2 separate regions of the Mus musculus genome follow, and region 1 is linked to region 2. A link is a loop called in an ENCODE intact Hi-C map of the cell type or tissue named here. Cell type or tissue: left cerebral cortex. All regions are shown on one strand.

The links. Hi-C counts contacts between places; a loop is a spot of excess contacts. Peaks named below come from ENCODE experiments on the same cell type or tissue, not always from the same donor. Only the 100,000 strongest peaks of a DNase experiment are listed, where the experiment ranks them.
Region 1: a loop joins it to region 2, with 9 times the contacts of the local background. A loop is called at or near these places in 2 of 42 quality-filtered maps.

What each region holds. Positions count from the first base shown.
Region 1 is chr17:45,730,010-45,732,509 of GRCm38, reverse strand. BE949265 (cDNA sequence BE949265) reads right to left here and starts at 1,591. Exons shown (of 2, transcript NR_169044.1): 1 at 1,346-1,591; 2 at 292-927. It also overlaps a transcript of 1600014C23Rik not described here. In left cerebral cortex, a CTCF peak has its summit at 1,158 (motif pointing left); DNase peaks (open chromatin) are centred at 1,151 and 1,556.
Region 2 is chr17:46,407,124-46,409,623 of GRCm38, reverse strand. It overlaps Zfp318 (zinc finger protein 318), which reads right to left. Exons shown (of 10, transcript NM_207671.4): 7 at 405-605. It also overlaps the pseudogene Gm9706. Among named protein-coding and RNA genes, the nearest start is that of Crip3, 21 kb to the left of the region's middle. In left cerebral cortex, a CTCF peak has its summit at 969; no DNase peak of the experiment used is centred here.

The DNA.
Region 1 (2,500 bases), 680 kb after region 2:
TCCAAAACACCTATGCATTTTCTCATTTTGTATCTCATCAAACCTTTGTCCAATTAGCATGAGTACATGTCACCAAAGGGGGGCAATACAAGAATATGTAAAAATGCTTACTTACATTTTGGGGCATGGTTATGCACATCTTTGATCCTAACACTCGGAAGGCAGAGGCGTCAGATCTCTGAGTTTGAGGTCAGCCTGATCTACAGAGTGAGTTCCAGGACAGCCAGGTCTACACAGAGAAACCCTGTCTCAAAAAACAAACGAACAAAATCTTAAGTCACAAGTATGTATATACGCAGCTTTGTTTGTTTTTTTTTTTTTAATTGCTAGAACACAAAATCAAAAACACCTTGAGAAGTCGCTGGTCTAAACATGAAGTGGTGTTATATGGGGGTGGCTTGTCCAGTCCATCTTAGTATCTGTCCTGGAAAGGAGCAGGTGTCAGGGACAGAATGGAGACGAAACAAGTCCACCTGTAGACACTTCACAGATGAAGGGAACAGAAGCGTGGAGTGGGAGATTGCTCAGAGGAAGACATGGACAGGGAATGGCTCCCACTCACCCTGTGTCTACAACCTGCCTATGTATGACACCAGGCACCCCCAAGACCCCTCTTCCATCTACTGGGCTCATTTTGGATATCATCAACCATACTACTCCTAACCTTACAGGAAGCCTGCCTCAGCTTGACATCCTAGAATATTCCAGAAATCCATCTGTTGTGAGAAAAAGAATCTGGCTTCAGAGGACCCTGTCTTCCTCTAAGTGGGTAAGAGGTGCGAGCACTGGTTTTCTCATTGTAGCATGGGACTTGCTAGTCATGCCTATTGCACGGGGCTGCTGTGGATACTGGCTGGTCTGCTGTCTTCACAGGATCTGGCTTGCAGGGATTGGGGTGGGTCGTCTTGCCTCTGTGTGCAGCAGAATCTGTATACATCCCGAGACAGAGGAGAATGCAAACTGTTGAACATAAAATCTGAAGCGAGCCTCTTACCCAGGTCATCCGGGTCCCAGGAAGGTGTGTCACTTCAGACCCCTTCCCGCAGCAACTACCTGCCCCACCTAAGCAACTGTGGGGCAACCAACTCTCCAGAGGGGGGTTTGCAACCTGGAGGCCTAGCCTCACTTCAAGTATGAGCTGAGGCTGACACCTAGTGGTCATTTCTGTAACTGCGGGGCCCTTAGGCAAATCAGGTCAGCTTCTGCAGAGCCGCTCTGCCTGGCTCCAAAACACCAGCTGCTTTGGATAGGGGCATGATCTAGAAGCTTCTGCACTCCTGTCCCTGCTGTTATAGCCCCCACCCCAGACAGAAGCAGAAATAGTTATCCCTCCCCCCATGCTTACCTCTCCCTCTCGTCGGTATCACAAAGGGGAATGCAAGGCACAAAGAGGTGACCCGCTCCTCTCTGCCACATAGCTCCACACACAGATGAGATGAGAAGAGATGATACTCAACAAACAGGACAGCAGACAAGAAGTCTCCAGGGGACAGAGGAGAGCAAGAGGAAATGACCTGGCCTGGGCTTAGAAACTTCAAGTCCCAGCTTGTTGGGTGAGCTGCGTCCAGAGCCTGCCATTCACTGAGCCTCGGACTCTTTAACTGTGCCACAGGCCGAGTCTCAAGTTGGCTGACTGTGGCCATCCCCTGGGCAGGGTTTCTGGCCAGCCATGCTTGCCCAGTCCTGAGCAATAGGGAAATGAAAACCAGGCAGAGTAGGGCTAAGGCAGGCTTACCTTTCGAACTCTTTCTCAATGGTTCTTGGTAGAACCATCCTCAGAGCACTGGACTTCAGATTCCAGTGCCCTCAGAGTAACTCCCTGTCCCTAGGCTTCTCCAGAGAAACCACTTAACCTTTTGGCCTGGACCCATAGTGGTCTCCTCTCCTCCAGCCCCCCACCCCCTGGAGGACACCAGACAGCTCTTTCTAGGTGCCATAGCAGGCTTGGGCCTCCTTAGTCTCTGACCCCAGACCTGGCCCCTGGGGTCGGGGGGGGGGGGGTGGAGAGGCCACAAGGAGCTTAACCCCAACAGGATGAAGGCGCCATAATTAGGGTCAGGCGGTTGGCTGAGCCTGCGGAAATCTCCAGCTTAGTATGGATGGGGGCTCAACCTGAAGGGGGGTAAGAGCAGAAGTGAAGGGCCAGAAGAGGCCAGGCATGCAGAGATCCAAGGGCTTAGGCCCCAGCCATCCCCTGAACAAGCCGACTAGGGACAACTGAACACAGACCCCTTACTCTCCAAAGTGTCAACCCCGTGGAAGAAGGATGACCCAGACGATCCCGCCCCCGTCCCAGAGGTCCTGATTCTCCCTCAGGCTGGGATGCACCAGTATCAGCCCCTACCAGTGCCTTTGGCAGGGGGAGAGCCATGTGGGAAAGGCTGGCCCCTGCAATCCCAGGGCAGTCCAGGCCGGCCCTGTTTGTAATCTTAGCAAGGCATCACTTTCCACTGTGGAATGTAACACCCAGGAGATGAAGCAGGGCAGAGGAGGGCAAGCA
Region 2 (2,500 bases):
TTTTCTCTCTTTTTCTTCCCCTAAATATCAGACCAGGGAACCAGCAGTTCTTAGCTACCCACCCCCACCCACCAACTCTGCCAACTGTTTAAACGGAATCACCTGTGGAAAAGGTAAAAACAAGTTAGCTCAAGTACTAGAAATGGATAAATAACAATTCAGGTACTCAAGGAATCAAGAGAGAGAGAAGCCTCACTTACACTCAGATGGTGTTTAATTATAGTAGGTCCCCTGAACTGAGCCCTGGGGATAGCATCTCCTTTGTTGTTAACTCTTGGCTCTTCAGAATGGGCTCCTGCCCTTTTGAGAATGTTTCATTTTCCAGCTTTGTAATGCAGATGGGAGCACAGAGGTTGGAGGGGAATGAGGGTGATAGAAGAAACAACAGAGGTCAGGATACCTACCTGTGTGTGCTTCTTATTGTGCATATGGGTGAAGAAGTCAAACATGGTCCCACAGGTGGTATTGCAGTCTTTGCACCAGTGACTGCCAGCATCATAATACTCATAAGCAGCAACAGGCTGGTCAGACTGCTTAACAGTTGGTTGGAGGCTTTCAGTAGAACTAGGGCTCTTAATACAGGACTTTTCATTCATTTTTGATTCCTAGAGAGAAAAACTATACTTAGAAAAAATTCAAGGCAGTCCAGATTTATCTACTTGCAAAAAAGCAGGTGGTCACACAATCATAGGAATCATGGCCACAGGAATCTCAATCACAGGAATTATGACCATATGTCTAGTGTGTAATATAAAAAGCTATATAAGATAGGGAGAACCTTAATAGAATCTATATCCAAAGACCAAGAAAATGAATTAGGCACTATAGCTCTTTCACATCAAGAATGTAATGACTGAGCTGGAGAGATGGCTTTTAAGACCACTAGCTGCTCTCATTGAGGACGAGGGATCAATTCCAGTAGCCACACGATGGCTCACAACGGCTTGTAACTCCTCTTCTGGCCTCTGGGGACACTGTATGCATGTGTACACAGATATACATGCAGGTAAAAATATCCATACACATTAAAAAAAAATCTTTAAATAAAAAAATACATAGCTACTTATATATCCTTTAGATATATATTTTAGAGAATTTTAGAGATATTTTAGAAAAATTTCTCTAAAAGAATATCAAGATCATATGAGGTCAGTGAGATGATCTGATTAAGTTTAAGCTGATGATCTGAGTTTGATTTCCAGAATCCATGTAACGAGGTTTGGTGTCATACATATGTAATCCCAGCCCTCATAAGGTGAGATGGGAGGTAGAGAGAGGAGACATGCCACACTCATGGGCACCAGGTAGCCTGTAAATCAAAGCACAGCAGAAACATCAAGAGAGAACCCACCTCAAAAACAAAGTGGAAGGAGAGAAGGGACTCCCCTAAAAGTTGTCCTCTTATCACCTCAAATGTGCTGCCACACACATACATACATAAATCAATGTAACTATGTATGTATATATACTACATATACATACATTATATACATACCTAAATATAATTATATGTGTATATATGTACATACACATATACACATATACATACATGCACATATATTATATACATAATGAAATAAATGTAATTATATATGTACATACATATACATTATATATATCATACACACAAACATATATATAATGCTTTTAAAGAGACTATTCAAGATTGTGGACAGATCTGACTGCCTTGGAGAAAAGCAGCTGGAGAGCACTGTGGAAAGGAACTGGAGAACAACCGTGGGAGGAGCCATTTCACTATACCCTTTAGTAGATGCTGAATATATTACCTATGCAAGCAAATATGTTAAATTTAAAAATCAAATGATGACTAGAAAGAGAAACATAATGTAGTCATTAAGAATATGAAGAAAATAAGTAATAAATCAAATCACTTTTCTTATGTGTCCTGGAAAGCCTGTGCTGCACATGGATAAAGCAGACAGTAATTTCTATGGAGTGACAGAAAGGAATAAGATCAAATATTCCTAAATTGCCTAAAAGTCACCAGTAGAAGTTAACACCTTTGAGTTAACAATTCTATTTTTTGGTGAGAGTTGATCCAGTCTCTGACTGTGAGAGCAAGCAGCCAGAAGCAGACTCCTTAATTCCAGGGGACCTAGAGCTAGAGCCTACAGCAATGGCCTGGGACCTAAAGGTGAAGATGCTGGGGGTAACAATTTCCTGGTGTCTGTGACTAACTCCATGATGGTGTCAGAACTGAAGAAGCAGATTGCCCAGAAGATTGGTGTGCCGGCTTTCCAGCAGCGCCTGGCCCACCAAAATGAAGTGCTCCAGGACAGTCTTACCCTTTCCAGGCTGGGTCTGGGTCCCAGCAACACAGTCATGCTAGTGGTACAGAACTGCAGTGACCCTCTGAGCATCCTGGTGAGGAACAAAAGGGGCCACAGCAACATATATGAGGTCTTTCTGACACAGACTGTAGACATGCTTAAGAAGAAGGTGTCCCAGCGGGAACAAGTCCATGAAGACCAATTCTGGC